Regions from separate parts of the Mus musculus genome. Here region 2 is linked to region 1. Evidence: chromatin loops called from intact Hi-C (ENCODE). Cell type or tissue: heart. All regions are shown on one strand. Links, peaks and the distances in the headings refer to the core of each region. The heading gives the core; the rest is flanking DNA.

Evidence for each region. Hi-C counts contacts between places; a loop is a spot of excess contacts. Peaks named below come from ENCODE experiments on the same cell type or tissue, not always from the same donor. Only the 100,000 strongest peaks of a DNase experiment are listed, where the experiment ranks them.
Region 2: it touches region 1 in a loop (2.0-fold over the local background); 1 of 42 quality-filtered maps calls a loop at or near these places.

The regions. Positions count from the first base shown.
Region 1 is chr8:71,461,467-71,466,831 of GRCm38, reverse strand. It overlaps Abhd8 (abhydrolase domain containing 8), which reads left to right and starts at 3,175. Exons shown (of 5, transcript NM_022419.3): 1 at 3,175-3,366; 2 at 4,860-5,365. The coding sequence starts at 3,357. Mrpl34 (mitochondrial ribosomal protein L34) reads right to left here and starts at 1,906. Exons shown (of 2, transcript NM_053162.2): 1 at 1,765-1,906; 2 at 1,079-1,582. The coding sequence starts at 1,829. The coding sequence ends at 1,369. In heart, for the core only: a CTCF peak has its summit at 2,075 (motif pointing right); DNase peaks (open chromatin) are centred at 1,471, 2,001, 3,141, 3,841 and 3 weaker places; H3K4me3 peaks cover 4,175 bases; H3K27ac peaks cover 2,626 bases; H3K27me3 peaks cover 516 bases.
Region 2 is chr8:71,589,480-71,594,844 of GRCm38, reverse strand. Pgls (6-phosphogluconolactonase) reads right to left here and starts at 2,661. Exons shown (of 5, transcript NM_025396.3): 1 at 2,341-2,661; 2 at 654-761; 3 at 75-176. The coding sequence starts at 2,628. In heart, for the core only: no CTCF peak of the experiment used is centred there; DNase peaks (open chromatin) are centred at 774, 1,034, 2,354, 2,714 and 1 weaker place; H3K4me3 peaks cover 2,586 bases; H3K27ac peaks cover 2,547 bases.

The sequences.
Region 1 (5,365 bases), core at 183-5,182:
TGGAATTTGGACCCCTGAGGTAGGACTAAAACCTTGGGCCTCTGGAGAACTATAGCAGGTGTTAGAGCCAGACTTAGGGCAAAATCTGACACTGCCTACCTATCCTCCCCACAAGAGTGCCATGTCTGGGAGGAGGGTCAGGAATTCAAGGCCATCATGGCTATACATTTTTTTTGTTTTGTTTTTGTTTGTTTGTTTGTTTTTCGAGACAGGGTTTCTCAGTGTAGCCCTGGCTGTCCTGGAATTCACTCTGTAGACCAGGCTGGCCTCGAACTCAGAAATCCACTTGCCTCTGCCTCCGGACTGCTGGGATCAAAGGCGTGCGCCACCACACCCGGCACATGGCTATGCATTTTATTAATCAGAGATTATTGGGGAGGGCTCAGCCCATTGTGGGTAGTGCCATGCCTGGGATGGTGGTGCTAAATTCTATAAGAAAGCAGGCTGAGTAAGCCATGAGGAGCAGGCTGAGCACAAGTGGCACCCTTCCAAGGCCTCTGCATCAGCTCCTGCCTTCAGGTCCTGCCTGACCATCTTCAGAGATGGACTGTTAACTGAGACAGAATAAATTGTTTCCTCTACCAGCTGTTTTTGGTAGAAACCAAACTAAGCCACAAGTAAATGGCATATACAACATATAAATACATCAATCTAAAACAATGCCACACTGGGTGATTTAAGAGTGGTGCTGGCTTCCGATTTGGCCCGATGTCTCGTCTGTAGTTAGTAACTGACTGTCCTCTCCTTTTATGGTGTGCATTCCTGGGATTGAACTTAGGTCCTGAAGCATTATTTAGCAAACGCCTTTACCTGCTGAGTTATGTCAGCAGCCCCTGCCTTGTCATGAAGGGACCCGTTGTCTGATGGGTCACGTGGATTTAGAGCTGGGGTGTTGGAGCACATGGGGGTCAGATCTGAAATAGAAACATAGAGGCCACAGGAACTGAGAGAGAATACTTTCCTGTATGGGGACACAGAACCTATGAACTAAAAGCCCTGTTGGAGTCCTGGGGTCAAGCAGAAGCCCCAAGATCCCTAACCCCGACCAGTCTTCCAGAACTGTAAGTTAATACATACGTAGTGGTTCAAGAAACGTGAATATTTATTAAGTCGGTAATACTTTGGAATGGCTGGAAACGTAGGGGTGGTGTCTGTGTTTTAATGACCCCGTCTTGCAAAGATGCCTTCAAATATATTCACAGAAATGGATGAGGTATCGCAGGTGCTGGTGGTTGGTAAGCAGCCGTCGACGGGGGATGCGTCTAAAAACCTACGAAGGGACAGACCCCCACTTTCAGCTTGCCCCAACTTCTCGCCCTCGGGCAACTCTACCGGCGTCTGAGTCTATTCCCTGCGACGTTGCGCTCCTCAGTGGCTCAGGGACTTGCGGCCCTTCAGCATGCGACGGAGGATGACCTGCACGCCGGCAGGCGTGCTCAGCCGACGGACCCAGCCGTGCTTGTGCTTGCGCTTGATGTTGCTCGGCTGATACTCGTTTCCGCGCGCGCGGCCGCGAGCCTGCTGCAGGGAGAGGAGAGGCCAGGAGTCCGGGAGCCCCATCCAGACTCTGGACTGGAGATACCTGTGGGACCAGAGGAACCGTGAATCTCAGAGAATGTACGCTGTATGACTTTCTGAGCCGCCTTTGTAATGGGCAGGGCAACAAAAGAGCTTGTTTACAAAAGGCGCTACATAAGTACGCATGGTAGTCTATAGAGACCACCCTTGTTTCCATTCTGGAGCAGGGTATCTCTGAACACTCACCTGCCACTCAATAGGGCCACCGATCTGCAGGCCTGGCACCCAAAGCACCGGGCTAGGAAAGCCATATCCAGCGGCGGGTCAATGGTCCGGTCGTCCGGGTCAATGCCAGTTCCTACACTCTGGGCTCCTTGACAATGCCTTCTGGGAAATGTAGTTCTTGTTGCCGCGGGGCCTTCCGGGAGCTGTAGTTCCACACCTGCAGGTGACGATAGTGGGGTGGGGGTTGGGGGATGTCTGTCCTCAGTGGCATGTAGTTCTCCAAAATGACCAGGAGAGGGCGAACGAATGTAAACTCCTGCGTGTGCGTATGACATTCTGTCCCCCTGGCCTTCTGGGAGTTGTAGTTCTTCGCCTCGGCCACTGGTAGAGGGCGCCCCAGAGTGGTGGTGACGACTCTGGCAGCAGTCTGGAGAACTGGCTGCTGGCCTTTTCACCCGCCCTCATTGAAGACGGGCAGCTGGCACGCAGCGGGCTGGCAGCTTCTTGGCGCCCGCAGCCAAGACTTCTCTTGGCGCGCGGCCCGGATGTCCTTGAGTTCCAGCTCTTCATAATCTCGAAAACTCGTGCGTTGTGAATTTGCTCTGGTTAGTTTAATCCTTCAGGCTGGCCTGGGGGAATTTTCTTCCCGCAGCTCAGATCTGGACTCCTGTTCACACACCTTCCATAGCTCTCCACTGTTTAAAGAAGATGTCCAGACAGCCGTGCCAGCAGCCACAGGAAGCCGTACACACCAGCATTTCTGAAGTTCATGGTCCTTACCATGAACTAAATGGTAAAATGGCTAGTTGTGCCTACAAATAATTGAGGCGATGTGTTGAGTACTTATTGTATGTAGAAGGTGTGTAGAAGGGATGGCGACAAGTGTTTGGGCTGCACCTTGAGCCCATGAGCGAACAGCGCGCCAGGGTGGGAAGGTTAGCCTGGGGCTCAGTCTTGGTGTAGCAGAGACCCCATCACTAGGATGCAATTCCCATTCGCTAGTTCTGCAGCAGCTCTGACACTTCTGACACAGCCTCTGGTTCAAATGCCTGCCTTGATGTTTTGTCTGTTTCCCGACCTGAAAGTGTAGAGATTTGGAAGTGTGCAGAACGAGAAGGTCAAGAGACAGAGGGCATACCGCCTTGCGGGAGGCAGAAGCTGGCTGAGGAGACCCTGTCCCAGACAGAGCACATCCACCACACCCCCAAGCTACTCGCTGTCCCTCGACTGCAAGCCCTTCTCGGTCCAGGCTCTAGCCCATCCCTCCCTCATTCCCCCCAAACTCTTCACAGGGGTGGGGCTGCTGCTTGCAGACCGCGCGCTGATCCTGGGAAGAGAAGCCTCTGGTTGGACGGTTATCTAGGCCAGACGGCTCGCCGCTGCCATAGGCCGAGATGCCTGCCCATCTGCTCCAGGCCCCGCCCACGCTGGGTGGGACTTACAGGGCCGGTTTGCTACGCGGCTGCGGGATGCCCCTGCGTTGACCGTCCGGGCCCGCGCCTGTCCGCGCTAATGCGGCCAACCCCGCACCACCATGTAAGCGGCACCTGCAGGTGGACGCTGGCTTCTCCGCCCGGGACCCCTGCGTCCTGCCTCGGGCCCCGGGCCCCTCGATGACCTCAGGTGAGCTGGCTCTGTTCCCCGAGAGAGGAGTCACCAGGCTGCCAGGCCTCCACTGAGGGGTGGGGGGTGTCGCTGCCGGGGGTGGATAACCGCCAAGCTCCGCATTCGTACTGCTAGGATGCTGCGGAACCCCGGTAGCCTTGACCCCACCGCGGGGGTGACGAACTCCAGGGAAAAGCGGGTCGGGCTGGGAAACAGGACTGGCGCTGCGCTTTAGAGAAGCCGCCACAGTCGGGGTTCCACAGCCTTAGAAATGAGGAGCAAGGCCTGCTTTCCCCTCAAGTGCATCCGGGGCTATCACGAGCGGGGTATTTAATGACCATCACTCCAGCGGCGCCCAGGCCGTGATGGAAAAACGAAGCTGGCCCCATCCCTATGCCTCAGACAATGGGGGTGTGCTGCTCCGGTATCCCCTGGAGTTATGTAACCGCCTGTGGTTGTCATGGACACCGGGGGGGGTGGCCAAGGGAACCGGATGGAGGCCCAGAGCCCCCAGTCAGGTTCTGCCTTTATCTTCCTGGCTGCCACTAGGGTTGTGTACCCTTTGAACACAGGATGCTGAGGGCAGCAACCTCCATCAGTTCTCGATACTGTGCAAGTCAGCTCTAGCTCTCTTCTGAACCTGGAGCCGGATACAACCCGAGTTCTAGTGGCCAACATCCTTCCCCCGCCTCATTCGTCACTAGTCAGATTAACACTAGAGGCCTGAGCTAAGAACTTTGACATTTTAGAATAAGAGCCAGGCTTTATGGGCTGTCATCTCACCACCCAGGAGCTTGGGCACAAGGTTGAGGCCAGCATGGACTACAGAATGAAACCCCGTGTAAAAGGTTGGCAGTGATCGGGGTTCACACTAGTCATTCTAGTACTGGCAGAGGTGGAGGCAGGAGGATTGCAAGGAGTTTGAGACCAGTGTACAGCCCAGGACGACAGAATGAGACCTTGTTTCAAAAACAAACCAATGGCATCATGTTGATGCACATCTGTCACCCCAACACTTGGGAAGGTAGAGGCAGGAGGACTGTGGGAGTTCGAGGTTCCCTTTGGTCTTAGGAACACCTGTATGCTCAACCTGCTACAACTCCGGAGGTGGAAGGCAGAGCAAGGTCAGTCTGGGCAGCATGAGGATTTCCAAGCCAGCCTGGGCTACATGAGTTTCTTTCTCAAAAGTAAGCATGCAAACCAGCTTGCATCCATGCTTGCATAAATCAGTGTGTGGATGAATTTGTACATAAAGATACGGATTTGTGAATAAATGATAAACTCCAGCTGGTGGGGCAAGGGTCTCCTTGCAATGGGCTCTTGCTTTAATGTTTTCTCCTTCTGGAAGCCCCCCTCCCCCATGCTCTCTTCAGTATTGTACTAAGGGACACCCTGAGAACTTGTCTGGCATTGGGGTGTCTGGGGAAACCTGGAAGGGGCTTCCAGGTCCTGCTTACCCGATGCAAGACCAGAGCCACCAACACTGAGCTAGCCACTGTTCCTCTCTCCAGAACACACCATGCTGACTGGGGTGACAGATGGCTTTTTCTGCTGCCTGCTGGGGACTCCCCCTAACGCCGTGCGGCCACTGGAGAGTGTCGAGTCCAGTGACGGCTACACATTCGTGGAGGTCAAGCCAGGCCGGGTGCTGCGGGTAAAGCATGCGGGGCCCGCGCCCATCCCCACGCCGCCACCACCACCTCCTGAAGATGATCCAGGGGTCAAGACGGGCCTTGTGCGCTGCCAGCGCCGTATCACAGTGTACCGCAACGGGAGGCTGGTGGTGGAGAACCTGGGCCGAGCGCCTCGTGCCGACCTGCAAGGCCGCAGTGGCTCCGGGGACCCGCCTGCTGCACTCGAGGTTGAGCTGGCTGAGCCCGCAGGAGGAGACACCCGGGCCAACCCAGGCAGCGGGCGACGGCGCCGCCCACGGCGTCCGAAGAGGACCATCCACATCGACTGTGAGCAGCGCATCACCAGCTGCAAGGGTGCGCAGGCTGATGTGGTGCTGTTCTTC
Region 2 (5,365 bases), core at 63-5,062, 130 kb before region 1:
CGGATGCTCAGATACCCAGAAGACTGACACAGCCTGGTGTATCAGGGCCAGGAGGCCCCCCCCCCCACGCTCACCTGTAGGAGGGGATGGTCAGGGAAGAGCGAACAGGTATGGCCGTCAGGGCCCACTCCCAGGATCAGCAGGTCAAACACAGGGACAGCGTCTCCTTGCAAGGCCTGACAGAAGGATGGTGGGTCAAGTGTGTGCGAGCTCAGAGGTAACACACAAAAAAGCTGAAATCTGGTTCTATCTCAGCTTAGACCACCTTCTGCTGAATGTGCCCGCTCAGCACATTCCCTACACAACAGTGGCCACTCCTGCACAGGGCAGCTTCAACATGGTATGAGGTCTGTAGGATTTTTTTTTTTTTTTTTTTGAGGGTAAGCATTACCCTCCAGCCCAAGCAGGCCTCAAAAAGCCTCCTGCCTTAGTCTCCTAAGTGCTAGGGGTCACAGATGCACTACCACACCTGACTGATCCAGTCCGGGGGCTTGTTTCCCATTTTAGTGGACAAGAACCTCAGGTCTGCAGATGAGTGTCCCTGAGATGTAAGGCTCCAGCCCAAGTCTCCCCACCATGGTGACAGTCTGTGTCCCTAAGCAGTCATCTCTGCCGCAGTCTTTTACAGCTTTCCTACCTGTCCCGGGACCCACCTGTCTCAGTTTCCTGGCATAGTCCTCTGCAGCATCCTCCACAGGTAGGGCAGGATTGATGGTAAGGACCTGGCTGTCTGGGATGGGCAGCTTTGAGAGCAGGTGTGTCTGTAGAAGGGGAAGGGATAGTCAAGGAGTAACATGACTTGCCTAAAGCCAGGAACCCTGAGTCACACGGCGTTCTTCTCCACAGCCTGGCTGACTCTTCGGAGTGGCTCGGGCTCCCTCAATCAGGGACTCAGCCTGGCTGCATCCAGTACACAGCTGGCACCTGACTATACAGAGGTGAACTCCAGGAAGAAGACTGTGATCTACTCTTAGACACCCTGCCTGTGTCTCCATGTCTGGCTCTTGGAGTAAGTCCAGCTCAGTGGAGCAATGCCAGGGAGAGGCTGGGGGCAAATGTCAGAATGCCAGGATGCTGTGCCCTAGAGATGGGGGTGCTGGGGACTCTGTTAACCAACAATGCTCAGGGCGCTGGGGACCCTGGAGAACAGAGGAGCACAGGGCTCCAGACTGAAGGCCATAGGAAGGTGAGCCAGGAAGGCAAAGGAGAACTGGCCGCTGAGTCCACTCTACATGGCTCCTGTCTCAGCCCATTGGGCAAGACACCTACTGCTCAAAGTGTCAACAGATTCCTGGTGATGAAATCCTGCTTCCTTCAAAGACCCAGCTGTTAACCAGGTCACCTCAGAGGGGCCTACTTAGGGGTCTTAGCTTTATTTTTCTTGAGTGGGCTGCATCAAAATAAGTCTCACGTTGCACAGGCTAGCCTCGAACTGGGTAGCTGGGAATGACCTTGAACTCCCGATCCTCCAGCCTCTACTTCCTCATTGCTGGGAAGACAGGGGTGCACCATCATTCCTGGTTTATATGACACTGGAAATGAAGCCTGGACCTTAAGCATTCTAGGCAAGCACAATATCAACTGAGCTACAAGTACCCTACCAACTGAGCCTTGTGCTAGTACACACAGCCAGTTCAGTGAAGTTCTTGGGCAGGCATCGTGTTCAAAGTGGTGCAGTTTCAGGTCCCTAGATGAGGGTCAAGGCGACATGAATCTTCTGTTTCCCCACCTGTAAGTAAGTGTAATGGCCCTTCCTCCCCTGCTTCAGACCCATGACACTGGACCAGCTTCCCCTAGGAGGTGGTGGCAGTCATCCAAGTGTGCTCAGAGCTCAATCCTCCATGCCTCAGTTTCCCTGTGTGTGACGCAGGGACCTCTGTAACCTATAGGGCGCCTTGTGGCCATCATACCCCAGGCTGCTGGGAGGCGATGGCCAACGGCTCTTGTTAAAGAAAACTGAGACCCAACACACCCTGGACACTAGAGGCAGGCTGAGTGCACAAACAGCCATGACCCACGAGGCCCCACAGCCAAGGTACGGCCCTTAGGAAGATACGGGGGACGGAGGCCCGTCAGGCTGCACTTGGATGGACATCACTGCGCATCCAGCAAGACCCCGTGGGGCCCGGAGCCCGCGGGTAGGCGTTGAAGCAGATCCTTGCGTTTCCTAGGCAGGCTGAGCCAGTTCGGCGTGGCCCGCGCTTCCTCGGCGGACTGAGCCGACTCCGCGTGGCCCACGGCGGCCCTTGTATCTTGAGTTTCCACGGTAGGCTGAGCCAGCTCGGCGTGGCCCACGGCGGCCCCCGTAGCCCGTACGGTGCGCGCCCCCGCAGCGCTCACCCGGTAGAGGCCGTACGTGCTCTCGGCGTGGTCGAAGGGCACGAGGCGCTCGTCGCAGAAGCCGAGCGTCCAGCGCGCAAAGCTGGCTGGTCCAGCGGGAGCGGCGGCGGCGGGCAGGTCTCGGGCTAGCATGGAGACCAGGCTGCCGCCTGACAGACCAAGCGCGAAGCGGCCACGGTCCCCTTCCAGGCAGCTCGCGGCCCGCTGCGCCACCAGCTGCGCCAGCGACGCGCCCAGCTCTTGCGGGCTGGAGAAGACCGAGATGAGACTGGGCGCGGGTGCTGCCATGGCGGTGGGGAGGCGGCGGCGCTCCCGGCAGAGGCCAGTACGCCAGTGCGCCTGCGCGACGGCCGCGCTGCCATGGGTCCGAGCACTTTGAGCCAAGGTCGTGGCGCATGTGCAGTTGCACAAAAGAAGCGTCGCCGGGGCCGGGCTAGCGGGTGGTTCCCGAAACCGCAGTGCTCCGCAGGGCTTTGAGGTGGGTAGTGGGCGGGCAGTCCCCGGCGCTTCCCTGGGCGAGACACGCCTTGCTGGCCCGGTTTCTCGCATTTTATTTAGTTTTTAAGCTGGAGTCTAGTAGCTCCGACTGGCCTCACGCTCCTGATCGTTCTTGATTGGAGTGCTGGGGTGACCGGAGTGCCACAGCACTCTTGAGCGTTTTTCAGGGTGCGGTCGGAAGCACAGAGTGCGCCAGCTGCAGCGTGATAAGGTCAGTAAGCTCTCAGGTGGCAAGGACAGGAGGCTAGCCGGGAGTTAGAGGCTGTGACGTCCCCATGCCTGCACGGCTCTCCCCACATTCGCCTATCTCGGCCAGTCGCCCCTTCTCTGTTACTCCAGCGGATGCGGCAGTTTGTAAGGTCTTCTGCTCACAGCTGTCTGCGGCAGAAAGAGGATTCCTCAAGACAACCGCCACACGACAGTTGAACATCTGCATTTGAATGTGAAACTGCCCCGGTTCTTGTGCTTGAGCCGGTGGCTCCCAGTCGCCCGTGCTATTTTAGGAAAATACAGAACCTTTAGGACTGTTAAGAGCCTTGACCCAAGTAGATCAGTCAGAAGGTGACAGCTGTTTCCACCACAAAGACCCAATTAAACCCCCTCTGGTTCCTCTCTCTTAATTTTCTCCCGCATGTATATCTTTGAACCAAGTGCATGCAGAGGCCAGGAGAGGGCATGGGATGCCCTGGAACTGTTAGATGGTTGTGGTCCTCTGTGTGGAAGGAGGGTAAAAAGCCGAACCGGTGATCTTAACCCCTGAGCCACTGCACCCTCCTGAACTCGAGAGAGCTCCAAAATCCAAGCAGTCAGTCACTGTGTCGGTACTGAACCCAGGGCCTTCTGCATGCTAAGCCCAGGCTAGACCATTGGCTGGACCCCAATCCTAAACCTACAGCCTTTCTGAGTGCCCATGTGAGGCTGCAAGTGGCAAGTTATACAGTGTGAAACACTGCAAGAACTTTGTTGTTATTCAAGACATGCTGCTGCTGCTGCTGCTGCCCTGACTGTCCTGGAACTCTGTGGACCAGGCTGTCCTCCAACTCACAGAGACCTGCCTGCCTCTCCTTCCCAAGTGCTGGGATTAAAGGCATGTGCCTTTGAACACATTTTAAAACCTTTTATCGTTTGTGAATTTAACATCATGCCCCCTAACCTCTCTCACCGCCCCCCTTCAGCTCATAACTTCCCACACCCTTGTCACCCTCCCAGTAGAGAAAATGCTCATGGAAGCTGTAGTGTGTCAGTGTGTCCCACAGTATAACCTGATGTTCACACTTCTTTGCTTGCAAATGTTCATTGCAATGACTTGGTCTGCTACAAGGTCTCTGGCTACTGCTACACTATCAATACTGAACCGTCAATGGGACTGTCTTGGATATCCTGTTGTTGCCCTGTGTCATAGAGGTCATTGTACTTTTGGATATGTAGGACTGGTCCCTTCATGTACCCCAGTAGTTCATCAGTGGGGTAGATGTTGGGGTGGGTCAATTCAAAGCCCTGGGTCTTGGCCTGAGAGGTATCTGAGCTGGTCAGCCCACTGGGGTTCTCACACCCTTGGGGACAGCTCACCAGCAAACCCTGCAACCAGGGTGTACTATGCTGCCCAATGTAGGTATAGGGCCTACTCTCCTGAATGCTTCAGCTGGTGAGGGACATGGCCAGTTCTCCCACTCTCATGACCTAGGGCCAACTCTCTGACTTGCCACAGGTGGTGAGGAACAAGAGAGGAAAGAGGGCATCTCTCTGGCTATGGGAGGTGCCAACTCTCCCATGACACTCAAGTGAGGAGTAAGGCCAGTTCTGCACAGCCCTCAGGCATCAACATGACTTCCAGCAGCTGACCAGACCAGAGATGTCCACCTAGCCTTTGGTGGCAGGCTGCACCTGGGCTGTAAACCCAGACATGGCCCTCAATGGCAGCACAAGCCAGGGCCCCACTATGGTCCTAGACATCACTGGCTTGTCTCTCTCTCTCTCTCCTCTTCCTCTCTCTCTCTCCTCTTCCTCTCTCTCTCTCTCTCTCTCTCTCTCTCTCTCTCTCTCTCTCTCTCTCTCTCTCTCTCTCTCTCTCTCTCTCTCTCGTTCTCTTTCTTCGAGACAGGGTTGCTCTGTGTAGCCCTGGCTGTCCTGGAACTCACTCTGTAGACCGGCTTTGAACTCAGAAATCCACTACCTCTGCCTCCCGAGTGCTGGGATTAAAGGCGTGCGCCACTATGCCTGGCCTCACATCTTTCTGCTTCTCTTTTTCTTCCATTTCTCCACCACTTACTTGCTTCTCTTAGTGGTACCTGGAGTACCTGAGTGTCTAGGGACATCTCAGAAGTGCTGCAGCCCGTATGTGCATTATGGTCCTGGGCAGGGGTCACTTCTGGCATGCGTTGCAATCCCCAGGCATGTGCAGCACCAGACTGATGGTCATCTCAGACTAGCTCCATCGGGCACCGTGGTTCCTGTCTGGTGGTTGTTGCCTCTGGCTAGCTCCTTGCCCTACTCAGGAGTGGCACCCTTTTGTAGAATGAGGGGCTGT